Linked DNA regions of Mus musculus: region 2 is linked to region 1. A link is a loop called in an ENCODE intact Hi-C map of the cell type or tissue named here. Cell type or tissue: left cerebral cortex. All regions are shown on one strand.

Region 1 (8,000 bases):
AGGGGGGCACGGGGTGGAGAAGGGGCAGCCCCCATCCTGGGGGCCCCAAGGCCACACCCTGTAGCCCCAGGGGTATAGGAGAGAGGGATAAGGGAAGACAGGTTCCCAACACTGACTAGAGTGTGCAGCAGAACTTGAAGGAGTAGAGACTCTCTATGGTTTAAGAGCTTTATTAAAGAAATGCAGGCAGAAAGAGAGAAGGTAGAAAGAGAAAGAGAGAGAGTGGGGGGGAGGGAGGGAGAAAGAGAAGGCTAGAGAGAAAGAGGAGAGGAAAGAAGAAGACAAAGAGAAAGGGAAGAGAAGAGAGAAGTGAGAGATGAGAGGACAAAAGAGCAAGAGAGTGAGGTGAGGGCTGAGCACCCCTTTTTTTTTATTAGGTATTTTCCTCATTTACATTTTCAATGCTATCCCAAAGGTCCCCCATACCCACCCCCAATCCCCTACCCACCCACTCCCCCTTTTTGGCCCTGGCGTTCCCCTGTACTGGGGCATATAAAGTTTGCAAGTCCAATGGGTCTCTCTTTGCAGTGATGGCCGACTAGGCCATCTTTTGATACATATGCAGCTAAAGACAAGAGCTCCCGGGTACTGGTTAGTTCATATTGTTGTTCCACCTATAGGGTTGCAGTTCCCTATAGCTCCTTGGGTAATTTCTCTAGCTCCTCCATTAGGGGCCGTGTGACCCATCCAATAGCTGACTGTGATCATCCACTTCTGTGTTTGCTAGGCCCCGGCATAGTCTCACAAGAGAGAGCTATAACTGGGTCCTTTCAGTGAAATCTTGCTAGTGTATGCAATGGTGTCAGCATTTGGAAGCTGATTATGGGATGGATCCCTGCATATGGCAGTCACTAGATGGTCCATCCTTTCGTCACAGCTCCAAATTTTGTCTCTGTAACTCCTTCTATGGGTGTTTTGTTCCCATTTCTAAGAAAGGGTAAAGTGTCCACACTTTGGTCTTTGTTCTTCTTGAATTTCATGCGTTTGGCAAGTTGTATCTTATATCTTGGGTATCCTAAGTTTCTGGGCTATTATCCACTTATCAATGAGTACATATTGTGCGAGTTCCTTTGTGATTGGGTTACTTCACTCAGAATGATACCCTCCAGGTCCATCCATTTGCCTAGGAATTTCATAAATTCATTTTTTTAATAGCTGAGTAGTATTCCATTGTGTAAATGTACCACATTTTCTGTATCCATTCCTCTGTTGAGGGGCATCTGGGTTTTTTCCAGCTTCTGGCTATTATAAACAAGGCTGCTATGAACATAGTGGAGCATGTGAGCACCCCTTTTTATGGTCTTCATTGTTGCTAGGTAACTGGGGAGGAGTTTAGCCTGAAGGTCAGAAGCTTGGGCCATTGCTTACATGACTACTGACCATGCTTCTCTTGTGGGGGCTGTAGGAGGTGGTACCTTAGGCAGGGGCCAGAGTTCCAGGAGCATGAGGGAATGCCTACCATGTCATGTAGGTGAGTTATGACCATTGGGGTTCAGACCTCAGCTCGACTGGATACCAGCCTGCAATTCCCCACCAGAAGGCTTGGTACTGCTCCTATGTGACTGATAGCCACACACCTTTCCTGTAGGGGCTGTGGGGGCAGTAACTTTGACAGGAGCCAGGGGTCCAGGAGACATGATCGAATGCCTTCCATCCCATGTAGGTGGAAATCACCACCCACCGGGTCCCACTGGGGTTCAAGACCTATGCTCAACTGGAGACCAGGCTGTCTGTGTGCAGCCCATTGCCCTACAGATTGGCATCCTTAATTACATGTAGAAATTCCCCTAAGAAATCCTGTCTCTGCGTACTATCAATCGATCTATCTATCTATCTATCTATCTATCTATCTATCTATCTATCTATCTAAACACATCCTGTTGGTTCTCTCTAGAGAGTTCTCATGTTTATGGTTAATTTAATCTTATGTAGTTTTTGCCACATTAAAAAAAATACAAAACCAGGCTTGGGAGTGCTGGCCCTGGCCCTCACTTCCCAGAAGACTAGAGCCGCCCCTGGGAGGCAGGGATGCAGGATAACTGGCCTCATCCCTCAACTGGTCAGTGTGGGAAAGCTGTCCCTGAGGCATAAGAGTTGTTGAGCTGGCACCTCCCCTTACTGGCTGCAGTACTTGGAAGATCTGGCCCCACCCCTCACCTAAGCAAAGCAGGAGAGTTGGCCCTGGTGGTGTGGCCACAGGAGAACTGGTTAGCTGAAGAACTCAGCTTCCACTCAGACCCAGATCCAGGACTTTGAGTTGGCCCACCCCAACATCCAGTGCTGGAGCACTTGAAGGGGCATGTCCTGCAGATCCAAACGTGCAGGATCTTCATAACACAGGGCAGCAACAGAAAGTTTGAGAGAAGTTCCTTTGAGGATCCATTATTGATAGTGTAGCAGAAGCCACAGGCCTTGAACCAGACCCATGACTCATTTCAATGAATATTGGCAATAAAGATGTGTGGACAAAAGAGAATACTGTGAGACATACTCTTACACATTGCAGCTTCCACAATAAGATGTTTTTATGATTTGTTTGGGGGTTGTTTATTGTTTTTAATTCCTTCTTCTTGTTTAATCGTTTTTTTACACTCCAGATTTTATCCCCCTTCCAGTGCACCCCCTGACTGTTCCACATCCCATACCTCCTCTCCACCCTGTGTCTCCATGGGGATGCCCCTAGCCCCCAACCCCCAACCCCACCAGATCTCTAAACTCCCTGGGGCCTCCAGTCTCTTGAGGGTTATGTGCATCTTCTCTGACTGAACCCAGACCCGGCTGTATATGTGTAGGTGGCTCAAGTGTCTGAGAGATCTCAGGGGTCCAGGTTAATTGACAGTGCTGGTCCTTCTACAGAGTTGCCCCATATGAAATGTAAATAAAGAAAATATCCAATAAAAAAGGGGGAAAAAGGAATGGAGGAGGAGGTTGTAAGGACAGAGGGTGGATCCAAGGGGACAGGAAAGATAAGTGGGATTGAGATATATGGTTTGAAGTTCAAAATGAATCAATAAAAAGCTAAAGAAAAATACAAAACCAAATAATATATGCAGACAAATTCCACATAGAATTTATAAATCAAAGTAGAAGAAAATAATATAAAATTGAACTCAAATTTATCTCCCTAGCATATGATGTACACTGGATTGAATTCTCTGGTAGATTCGCTTAAAATATGATCTGATTTTATGCTTGTTTAGCATTGCTGTTTTAATGAGCATATTTGAAACAAATCCCATAGAGAAATACAGAGGTACAAGTAAAACATCTTGTTCTCATAACAGAATTTGAAATGTTATTTCAGCTTACATTTCTTCCATGGAAACTAGCAAAAACTTCAACCCAACATAGGTCCAAAGTCTTGCATCAGACTTCTCTAATAAATCTAATACAAAGGTTCATTTAAAAGTTTTAGAGGACCTTGAAATAAATACATACATACATACATACATACACACACATACATACGTGTGTGTGTGTGTGTGTGTGTGTGTGTGTGTGTGAATGGTATAGCATGGTTAGAAATCACAGGACCTGAATTCAATTTCCTAGTTTACTGTGGAAAATTATTCTATTATCATTATTCTATTATCTATTACTCATGATCTCAGATTTTTATGCTGGAGCTAAACAGCTATAGTGAACACACCTAACAACCCAACAAACATGATCCTATCTAAGATAATTTTATCAAGAAACTATCGTCACAAAGGCCTACAAGGTTAGGCCCCTATGAGATGTTGCTGCCATCTATTGGAAGTGTGGCTAAATTGCACACAACTTTAAAAGGCCATGGTGTTTAGTGATAGAGCACTAGCCTGGTATGTATGCAAAAGGTCCTGATTACACACCCATTACTGCAAATAATAATAATTTTCTAAAATATTCCACTTTAGGGCACTTACATAAGACAAGCACCTAGCGGTTACTAATCCCCCTCAAACACACTATATATCCTGTGCTCTACACACTGTACCAGGGTCTCTCCATGACAGAATTACTAAACAAATAGTATTGGATTCACACAACAGAAAGCTATACAGCGACAAAAATGAGTGAGATAGTGATATTCATTAGCAACATGGATAAATGGCAAACGCTTAGAGCTGATTGAAAAGAACCAGGCTCAGGTTGTGTTTCCTGCTACCTAAAGGGTTAACTTTCTTCACTCTGTCTCTGGAAGCTTGACATTGACACTGAACTTCGTGTCAAGATCAGAGCATCCGGTCAATGACAGCACCTACCACTGTCACCCTCACACTGCTTTGTAAAGACTGTGGTTCTTCCTCCCTTAACTATCCTCGATTAACTAAGGGACTTTCCTCTTCACCTCAAAGATATTTCATACAGACCACTCACAACACACTCAAGTTAGTGTTCTTGTTCATGAAACACTGGATTATTTGCTTTGAGTTATTCCAGAGGAGATCTTGGTCTATTGAACATAGATCACCATCTGATCCAGTAAACAGTGTTACATTTACTCCTAGATGGTAAATTCAAAATCCAGAATATTTGTTACCCAATCTAATTCTGTAGAATATCTTGCTTGATGACAGTTTTACAGTATGTTGCCCATATAGTCTCCAGGATACCTCCAAAACTGTCTAGCAATATCATTCAAGCTTAAGAAAAACAATTTATCTTCCTCAGACTCATGCATTGCTCTCATCCTGGAACATACTGATACGAGCTGGCAGCAATGTTGGCTAAATTTGGTGGATCTTCAGAACTAAACTAAATTCAGCAGCATAGTCAGTAATTATTCGCTGAGATCAAATAAATTTCATTTCTAGAACATCAATATATTCAATATAAATAAGGAAGTAAATCACAATAAATGAATGAAAAATAAAAACAACAGGACTTTGCAAACCAATCAATTGATATGAACTTAAAACATATGTATCAAGCAAGCATCTTCCTCAGACAGGTACTGTTTCCATGGCTACATAGAACCATAATCACTGAAGTTTCCAATCATTTGAGTGTACCCAAATGCCTCCATTCTAAGGATCACGGTCTTTTCCCCAAGTATATCAAGGACTGGGTTATAGGTCAGCTGATAAAATACTTGCCATACAAACATGAGAACCTGAGTTCGATTGCCAGTACCCACATTTTTAAAGTCAGATATGGCATAGCTCAGGAGATTGTCAAGTTTATCCTAGATACTTACTAGCCAACCAGTACAATTATATCAGGGAGCTGCAGGCTCAGTGACAGACCTTGTCTCAAAAACATAGATGGAGAGTGACTGAGGAAAGCGCCAGATATCAACCTCTGACCTACATACTCAGAGACAGAGACAGAGAGAGAGAGAGAGAGAGAGACAGAGACAGAGACAGAGACAGAGACAGAGACAGAGACAGACAGAGATTCATATTGTACACTTCACTTGAGAAGCTCTATGATATGCACAATTAAGTTTCCTTATGATTTTAAGTCTTATTAATATACAAGAAATAAAATCATTTTTAGTGACTCCACGGAGACAGTTGTATGACTGGGATGTGACTGAAAGTTTAAAACCTCCAAGTTATGATTATTTCTAGAAATACTCAAGGCATCTAATAGTTACGGTAACCACAGATAATATGATAATAGTCAGGTGCAGCAGTTGCTTAGTGTTCCAAGGCTTGCCATAAATAGGACCTCCATCATAAGCAGCTTTGTTTAATGAGCACCAAGAAAGAAAATTTCTTACAAGTTTCTAGTGGGTTATATCAAAAACCTACAGTCTTCAGTGAGGTGTAGACAAACTAAATTCAGCAGCATAGTCAGTAATTATTCGCTGAGATCAAATAAATTTCATTTCTAGAACATAAATATTTCAATATAAATAAGGAAGTAAATCACAATAAATGAATGAAAAATAAAAACAACATGACTTAAAGAAATTTTAACTGGCAAAACTTATCATTTATCACCACGCACCTATGGACACTTGACTTTTGACAAAGAAGCCAAAAATATACGGTGGGGGAAAATTATCTTCAATAAATAGTGCTGGTCTAACTAGCAGTCTGTATGTAGGAAAATGAAAATAGATCCATATTTATTACCTTGTACAAAGCTCAAATCCAAGTGGATCAAGGACCTCAACATAAAGCCAGATACACTGAATCTAATAGAAGAGAAAGTGGGAAAGAGCCTCAAACTCATTGACACAAGGCAAATTTTCTAATGGCCCAGGCTCTAAGATCAACAATCGATAAATGGGACCTCATAAAACTGAAAAGCTTCTGTAAGGCAAAAGACACCAACAATCAGCAACCTACAGTTTGGGAAAAAATCCTCACTAACTCTCCATCCAACAGAGGGGTAATATCCAAAATATATAAAGAACTCAAGAAGTTAACCTCCAAATAAGCCAACTTTAAAGTGGAGTACAGAGCTAGACAGAGAATTCACAGCAGAAGGATCTCGAATAGCCAAGAAGCACTTTAAAAAAATGTTCAAAGTCCTTAGTCATCAGGGAAATGCAAATCAAAATGACCCACCTTACACCAATCAGAATGGGTAAGATCAAAAACTCGGGTGACTGCACATATTGGCAAGGATGTGGAGAAAGAGGAACACTCCATTGTTGGTGGGATTGCAAACTCTGGAAATCAATCTGAAGGTTCCTCAGAAAATTGAAAATAGATCTACCTGAAGACCAAGCTATACTATTCCATACCCAAGCAAATGCCCCACCATGCTACAGAGGCACATGCTCCACTATGCTCATAGCAGCCTTATTTGTGATAGCCAGAAACTGGAAACAACTCAAATGTACCACAATGGAAGAATGGATACAGAAAATGTGGTTCATTTACACAATGGAATACTACTCAGCGATTAAGAGTGAGGACATCATGAATTTTGCAGGAAAATGGATGGAACTATAAAATATCATCCTGACTGAGGTAACTCAGACCCAAAAAGACGTACATGGTATGTACTCACTGACTAGTGGATATTAGCCAAAAAGTACAGGATACTAGGATATAACCCAGGCTGTAAGAAGTGTAACAAGTAGAAAGGTCCAAGTGAGGTTGTTTCAATTCCACTTAGAAGAGGGAACAAAATAATCACAGGAGGCAAAGGGAGGGAGGGACCTGGTGGGAGAGGGGAGGGGGAAGAGAAAGGGGGAATAGGATCAGGTATTGAGCGGGGACAGGAAAGAAGCCAAGAGGACCAAAAGAATGAATGGAGATAAGCAGCATGAGGAGGGACCCTCTCAAAAGTATCGAGACCTGGGAGGTGAGAGACTCTAAGGACCCATTGGGGGTGACCTTAGCCAAAATGCTCAACATTGAGGAGAGGGAACTTGAATGGTCCACCTCCAGTAGATAGACAGGGCCCCAAGCACAGGGTCAGCATTACTAACCCACAGTCAAAATTTCTGACCCAGAAGTGATCCTGTCTAAAAGAACTACAAGGACAAAAATGGAGAAGAGACTGAAGGAAAAGCAATGACAAGCCCAGCATGGGACCCATCTAATGGGAGAGCACCAAAGCCTGACACTATTACTGATGCTATGACGTGTTTACAGAAGGGAGCCTGACATGGCTGGCCCCTGACAGTCCCTACCAGCAGCTGACTGAGCCAGAAGCAGATACTTACATCCAACTGTTGAACTGAAGTTGAAGACCCCTATGTTTGATTAGGGGAAGGATTGAAGAAGATGAAGTGGAGATCAATCCCACAAGAAGGCCAGCAGTCTCAACTTACCCAGACCCCAGGGAGCTCCCAGAGACTGAGCCAACAGCCAGGAGCATACACTGGCCAGTCCAAGGTCTGGCACAAATACAGCAAAGGTCTGCTGGTCAGGCCTTAGTGCGAGAAGATTCACTTAATTCTTGAGAAACTTGAGGCCTCAGGGAAGGGGAGGTGTGGTAGGGGAGGGCTACCCTCTCTGAGGCAAGGGGAAGAGAAATAGGATGAGGAACTGTGAGAGGGGGACTAAGGTGGGGGACAATGATGGGAATATAAATAAATAAAATAATAAAAA
Region 2 (8,000 bases), 290 kb before region 1:
ACTTGATTTATTCCTTTATTAAACAGCCACATTAATCACGTAGTTTGTGGGAGGATCTGCCCAGTGCTTTGGAAAAAGAATAAAGAAGTGCTTAGGTATGGATGCTAACAGTTTAGGAAAAGGCAGCCAGGAAAAAAATATAGTGTCAGATGGAGATAGGTGGTCCTATAGTATTTAATCTAAGGACATATTTCTGTAGTGATTGCCTGGTATGTAGGACTCTAGGGTCAAGAAAGGCTTGACAGGAAACTCTCCTGACTAAATCATCTCCTCCCATAGAAATTGCCAATAATTCAGCTAGTCTTAGAAATTATCAAATGTGAACACTGTGAAATGCAAGAGTAGTAAATCAGAATATTGATAACCAGGACAATATTCATAGTTGGATGTTGTAACTCACCATGGTTTATATACACAATCATTATAAAGCAAGACTTCATCTACTATTTACTCTGGAATTATCTTGAAATATACAGTTAAAGATAATTTTAGTGACATATTCCATTCTCAGTCCAGGGGAAAACTGGACTCTAGTATGCAAACTCTCTGATGTAGATGTCATCTTTTTAGATCATGCTCTGGAATCCTCACCATGGACACCATGGAAGTGGTGACACTTCTTAGAGCATGCATGGAAATTGAGTCAAGGCTAACAGTAGGAAAGCCTGACATCAAGGTTCAGGGAGACTGCAGACAGAACATATACTAGGAGCCATATATAGTCAAGAGTGAAACTTGATCTCATGAACAGATACAAAATCAGAGTGTCTCATGGAAGTTTTTCTCTTCCAGCTGGTCATACATAGTCCTGAGGAGATTTCAGGCCTGGACCTCATGCCATTCTCTTTCCAGTTGCATCCAAACTTTTGATATTGTAACATGGCACCATCTACAAAATTCATGACTGAGAACACAACTGAGTTTAAAATTTTTTTCCCCAAATTGTTTTATAACATTCAAGTACGTTTGCAATTTTGCATTGGGTCACATTGATTACCATCTTTGGTTTCATGTAACCCCTGGACTGAGAGTTGGAATCCCAAGTGTAGGGCCTCTCATATGCTCTATCCTTGCTTTCTCCTCAGATATAAAAGTCGGTGGACTTGGCTCCTTGTATATGATCTCTGTGAACTTTATGACTGCACACTGTTATCCTCTACTCTTCCTAAACATAGTGTACAGGTGCCCCTTTACTTTCCTGCCTCTGAGTTATCATTATTGAAATCATGTCTGTGGGGACTCTTGGGTTCCTAATCCAAAGTTAATATTTCTAGTTAGCACCAAACGTGGACAGGTAGTAATTCAAGACAAGGGGACAGACAATATATCCCAAGAGGTAAGAGAACTAGCAAGAACTATGTTTTATTGTAATGAAGACATCAATAAATGACATGTCCCTATTACTAGGCTTTGACTCATGTCCCTAAGACAAGGTATCTTGAATTCAGCACCTGGGAGCCTATGGTAGACAAATACCATCAAACACATGTGACCAAATTTTAAATCTATGACAAGCCCATAACAAGAACAGTAGAGTGAACAAAATAAATATCCATTAAGCACAATTGCCCAGTAGATATGTTTGTTGAGGAGGTCTTGCTTGAAATAGCTTCTTTAACTTACTACCAATTATCTGAGCCACATTGTTATTTTATTATTTACATTCAACAAAAGGCTTAAGTTAGTATTTGTTCTTTTTTTAACTAGGAACTACATAGCACAGAGACAGGACATCTGCTTCTTCCTCTTCTTGAGTTTCTTCAATGCTTCTTTGATCTCCTTATTTCTTAGGCTATAAATGATAGGGTTCAACATGGGAATCACTGCACCATAGAACATGGACACCACCTTATTTTTGTCCTGTGAGTATCCAGCATTAGAATGGAGGTATGAGAAGAGACCAGAGCCATAGAAAAGGATCACTGTAGTCAGATAAGAGGCACAGGTGTTGAAAGCTTTCATCTGCCCATGGGTTGAATGAATCCTCATGACGGCAGCAATGATGTAGCCATAGGAGACCAAGACAACCAGTGCTGATGCCCCACCAACCACACACACAACCAGGAAGTTCACTACTTGGCTGAAAAAAGTGCTAGAGCAAGACAAGGACATTAGGGGTGGCAAGTCACAGAAAAAATGATTAATGACCCGCGGCCCACAGAAATGAAGTCGGAATATGGAGCTAGTTTGGATCAAGCCAGTGAGGAACCCTCCTGTGTATACTGTGATGGCCATCCCCACACAGATGGTGGGTGACATGAGGGATGGATAGAGTAGAGGGTTGGAGATAGCAACGTATCTGTCATATGCCATGGCTGCCAGGAGACAGCACTCAGTACCTCCCATCCCAACAAAGAAGAAAAGCTGTATAGCACAGCCTATAAAGGTGATAGACTTCTGCTCCCTAAAGAAATCACAGAGCATCTTAGGGGCTATGGAGGAGGTGTATGAGACATCAACAAAGGACAGATTACTAAGGAAGAAGTACATAGGGGAGTGGAGGTGTGAGTCCATCCTGATCAAGACAATGAGGCCCAAGTTTCCAGCCAGGGTCACCAGGTAGATCCCCAGAAACAACACAAAGAGGACAATCTGCAGCTGGGGACGCTCTAAAAATCCCAAAAGGATGAAATTAGTCACCACGCTAATGTTTCTTCCCACAGCCATCTATCAGACAGCATCTTCAAAGGCCCAGAGGTAGATTCATGGGGGCAACAAAAATCCAAGTGAAGAAACTCTTCTGCTTTGTCAAAGAATAAGAGACTTCTACAACCAGAAGACATCCCAAAAGATGAACATCCCATGTCTGGTGCAGAATTCCCCTCCACAACGTGTGGAGGTCATTATCATATTTATCTGATGAACTTGTTAGTGTAAAAGCATACCAAGATAATAGTCTTTGAAGTATTGTGATCACAATGATCACAATAATGATGGAGTAACTTATTAGTGGTATTTGGACTAACACTCTCTCTCTTTTTAAAAAAGTTGATCCAAATGTTCTACTGCACTATTAGATCACTTAGATTTAGACATGCATTCTTTTCTTTTTTTTTTTTAAAAAAAATTTATTTAATGTATGAGGGCTCTACTGCATATATATCCACAGGCCAGAAGAGGGCATCAGATCCCCTTATAGATGATTGTGAGTCAACATGTGGTTGCTGGGAATTGAACTCAGGATCTCTGGAAGAAAGAACAGTGCTCTTAACCGCTGCTGCCATCTCTCCAACCCATTTTTTTTCCTTTTAAAGAAAAGAAAAGAAAAGAAAAGAAAAGAAAAGAAAAGAAAAGAAAAGAAACATATCATAACTAAAAATGCTTGCAGAGGTAAGTTTGTGTTTCTTAGTTTTGTTTTGTCTTAACTGGAAATCTATGCAATATATTCCGATAATGTCTTCCCCTCCCCAACTCCTCCCAATCCTCCCCACAGCCCCACCCACCCAACTCTGCACCTTCTTGTTCTCTTTCTTTAGAAAAGGCAGGCAAGAAAATAACTAAATGATTAAATAATTTAAATAATTAAAATAAATAAGAGTTAAAAGAACAATAAAAAATCACAAGCTACAGAAAAAGGCAAAATTCACAAAAACCACAGTAAGATTAAAAAATGAAAGGTCCAAACAAAGCAATATGAGACAAGAAAAAAATCCACAAAAATACCACTGAGTTCATTTTATGATGACCGTCTACTGAGGGCATGAGACTTCCCCTTCAGTGTGATTTATATACCCACTGAGTCTTCATTGGAGAAAACTAAAATTCCCATGCAGTTTTAGCATTTTACTTATAACCAGGTTTCACGGAATGAAATACTTTCTGTATTCCTCCCAACTGTTTCTGTTTCTCTCCCCCCACCCCTTTCTTGTTCCCCCCCTTTCATCGTCTTAGCATGAAGTACATAGAGACGAAACTTGGAAAAATGCTGAGCAAACCAGAGGGTGAGAAAAATGTTTAAGCATGTAAAATTTGAATGTTTTTCTACACAAATCTCACACCGTATGCTTGCTAGAGCTAGATGCCAATGATGTGAATATTAATAACACATTATTATGTTTTGAGCACTCAGCAAAATGTATAGTACAGACAGAAAAACAGGTCGTCATTAGCACAACATGTCACTGTGCTGTTGAAGAAACATTTATACGCTTCCCTGGAGCCTCGGGATAGTAGGTAGTGGTTTTAGAAAAAAAATCTGTGAGGAGAATTGCACAGACGAATAAAGGAGTCCTAGTGTGGGAAGACACTGTGTGAGAAGCTTGGGGGAGTGGTTTTGCAATCTTAATTTTAAGCAGGAGGAGAACATTTGCAGAAGGAAAGGGGGGCAAACTTAGTACTTGAGAGGTAGAAAATGACCAGGGCACAGAGAGGGGAGTAGAAGACACCGAAGGTAAGTTCTGAAAACCAGAGATGGGGAGACACGTTGTGAAAAATCCTTGAAAGCTTAGGTGAAAAGGATACATGTTTGTTTCAAACACACAAAACGTATACATATACATACGCAAGTAATTATATAAACTGTATACCATTACGTACATGTGTACATTCATGTTAAATTTCAATCTTCTTTCCACTTTCAGACTTCTGATCCATTTATGTGGCTCAATCCATTGATAAGACTCCATTTTCAGACAGAAGTGATCTCCTTACAATGTTGCATAGCTTCAATTTGTTTCTTAATATTTTTGTCCTTCACCAGAACAGAAGCGTAACAAAGACTGCTGTTTTTAGAATATTTTTCTCTTTGTTAACTAAATATCCCAATCACTTAAACCTACACAGGGCATATTATGTTAAAATGGACAAATATGTTAAAAGGTTTGACCTTCTCCCTGTGGGCAATACAGAAAGCATGGATGTTGCCTTCTTTTCTTTTCTTTTCTTTTCTTTTCTTTTCTTTTCTTTTCTTTTCTTTTCTTTTCCTTTCCTTTCCTTTCCTTTCCTTTCCTTTTCCTCTCTTTTCTTTTCTTTTCTTTTCTTTTCTTATAAACATTCTGGTTTCTTAATGTAAGCAGGTGATTAGGTAAATACACAGCTAAAACACTTGTGATGTAAGCAGGGTCATCCAGATGCATACGACTCTTTCCTATTTCACCCAGACCACGGTTTCTAAGCTTACATTTTTAGAATATGGTGAAAGCTAATCACTAATTAACTTATATAATTCCTATGTAGACAGCTTGGTTATTTTGACCTAAGCTATCTACAGGAGTGTGTGAGACCCACTATATTCCCATATAGTATTACTACTTTCTGTCTTTTTTCATGGCATGAGCATCACCATCACTTGTTTGTTTGTTTTGGGGTATTTTTGGTTGGTTTTGTTGTTGTTGTTGTTGTTCTCGTTGTGTTGTGTTTTCTTTTGTTTTACAGTGGTTGTGAGCTTATTTAGCATCTTTACACCCATTATCCTATGCATGGCTACTCAAAGCAGGGCTTGGAAGTCAAGCAGAGCAGAGGTAGCTTCTAGCCTTTGCATCTCAATTAGTCAGTTTTGACACACTGGATGTGCCAGTGGTGCTGGGAACTGAGTTTTGAGCCTATTGCATAGTACACAGGTGTTTTCACTGGTGATCTATGTCCTAGAACAATAGGATATCACATATAAACCTCTCCACATCCACATAAATTTTTTTCCTGTAAGTTCCTTTAACTTTAAAATAAAAGCAGCAACAGGACTGACTATTCCAAACATATATATCAAGATTGGAAAGAAAAAGAAATAATTTCATTTACCAGTGATCAGCTCTACCAGGTTTTAAAACAAGATCATTCCATCTCTATACGGTCTGGTTCTCACCTGTTACTACTATAGGCTGAATGTGTGTGTGTGTGTGTGTGTGTGTGTGTGTGTGTGTATGTCTGAGTGACTGTGTGTGCTTGTGCAGGAAAGGAATGGTTACACCAACACTTTCTCTCATGCTATCAACAATCTTTATAGCACCATACTGGTTCATTTACAACATTTCACATGCTTTGTATTTTTGTTAGCTCCCTCACTTTTCCTTAATAAGTTATGAGATGACATTACACCTGATTTCTTTGCACCGAGTAGACCTGAATTGCACTGATTTATAATTTTTAAAAGTATGTATTATTGACAAGAAATGTATTGACATTATGGAAGAACAAGAAATTATTAAACTGTTGAGTCAACATTTAAGCTTTTAACTCTTTGACTTCCAAGTTTGTTGTTACTGATGCCTAAACCAACCTGCATGTAAATGTGAGCAATTGATGGTACTTGAACACAACTACAACTGCAGCATGTATGATCCTTCACAGAGCCCACATGACTAGATAAGACCAGAAACTGAAAATGACTATAAAGAGTTTTCTTGTCCTCAATCTTGGCAGGAAGATTAATGTTTAACAGTCAAGCTAACATGTCAAGATAAAAAGAAATAGATCTCTGAGTTCATTCCAAACTAAATAATGTCTTGGGAGACATCTGGGCATGCAGTGTGTACCTATAGTTCAGTGGGTTCTATGGGGTGTGGTGAACGGGACAGAAAGACTGACACGAGGAAAGACTGTTTACACGAATCACTTTCCTTCCATCATTTATCAGAGTGCCTGGATTTTTCACAGATGCCCAGCAGATATTTTGCTCATTGACTGAATAAGGGCTACCAAACAAGCCTTAGAAATGTATTCTATTCACAAGACCAAGAGACTTGCCTTGGTTAAGCACTACATGGATGCTCAAAAAACAAAACAAAACAAAACAAAAACAAAAACAAAACTAGAACATATTTATTTAACTAACAAACTATCACAGCTGGAAATCAGCTAACTTAGATTTCCCCACTAAGATAATAAAACCAAAGCCAAAAGATAGAATGCCTATAAAGTTGGTTAGTACTGGAGGTGAAAGTAGAAACCATATCTCATGCTTTGGAAACAGCCATTTACCCTCTACCTTGTTCTAAAGCTTGGCATCTCAATGAGAAGCACAGAGACTTTTGACTTTGCAAACAGACATGCCTCAGTGTGCACATCCCCAAGAGTCTACAGCAACATAAAAATCACTAGCTTGAATACTGATGCTGATATTATTATTTCACCTACATCTTACTGTGTGACCTTTGGAAAGCATATTTCCTCCTCTGAATGCTAATCTTCTTCTCATCTGTAGATGAAACAAAATGATTAACTTAGATCAGTATTTGTTTAGTTCATTTTTCTTCCCATTTCAAATTGTAAACAGTAGAAAACTTTCAAGAAAACATTCTCAAAATTCTAAAATCTCAAATAGATAAGATACAGTTGCCCTTACTAAACTCAGAACAATGAGGTCAAAGTTCCAATAGTCTTTTCTGCTCCACATTTTCTTCCTAGTCACTCATTCTGTGATCCAAAGATTCACAGGTAACCAGTTCAAGGAAGGGGAAATGGCAGACTCACCTGGAAAACCTCCAACTCTGTGTTTCACTTAGCTGGCTGAGGCCAGACACTCAGAAAGCAAAGCCCATTTGTGCTAGAAGCTAGAAGACAGGTCATAATGGAGACAATAAGTAAGGTTTGGTTGTAGCCATGTTAAATTTCCTGCCAAGAGAAGGATTTGGAGTAGGGGATTTGAAGAAAATACAGTTTTCTCCAGGTGCTGATGAGGCTCTCTAGGCAGTGATACATCCCCAAGAGTCCTAAAATGGGCAGTGTCCTGGATACCTGGGCTCAGGAGCAAAAAGGATGCCAGCTTTGTCTGAATAAAGTTGGAATTAGCAACTTACCCTGTTTGTTTGTTATTTTATATTCCCAGTCCCCCATCTGGCTCCAACTCCAGCTCTCTGGAGTCACTGAATACAATTCTAGTTTAGCTATAAAATGGGCAACAGCTCTCTATAGTAAGAGTCAACTTTGTAAGAAAGTGGGTGCTTTCTATGATCTGCTTGAATTACTCAAGGGTTAGAACTAGGAGTAAATTAGTGCAAACCTCAAAAATAGAATGGAGAGAAAGAATGAAGGGAGAGAAAGAGAGCAGGAGGAGGGGAGGGGAG

The links. Peaks named below come from ENCODE experiments on the same cell type or tissue, not always from the same donor. Only the 100,000 strongest peaks of a DNase experiment are listed, where the experiment ranks them.
Region 2: a loop joins it to region 1, with 3 times the contacts of the local background. A loop is called at or near these places in 25 of 42 quality-filtered maps.

Annotation. Positions count from the first base shown.
Region 1 is chr19:12,130,228-12,138,227 of GRCm38, reverse strand. No RefSeq gene overlaps it. Among named protein-coding and RNA genes, the nearest start is that of Olfr76, 14 kb to the right of the region's middle. In left cerebral cortex, a CTCF peak has its summit at 3,746 (motif pointing left); DNase peaks (open chromatin) are centred at 3,759 and 4,653.
Region 2 is chr19:12,416,978-12,424,977 of GRCm38, reverse strand. It overlaps Olfr1441 (olfactory receptor 1441), which reads right to left and starts at 2,667. Exons shown (of 1, transcript NM_146683.1): 1 at 1,711-2,667. The coding sequence starts at 2,667. The coding sequence ends at 1,711. In left cerebral cortex, a CTCF peak has its summit at 3,111 (motif pointing right); DNase peaks (open chromatin) are centred at 3,144 and 4,199.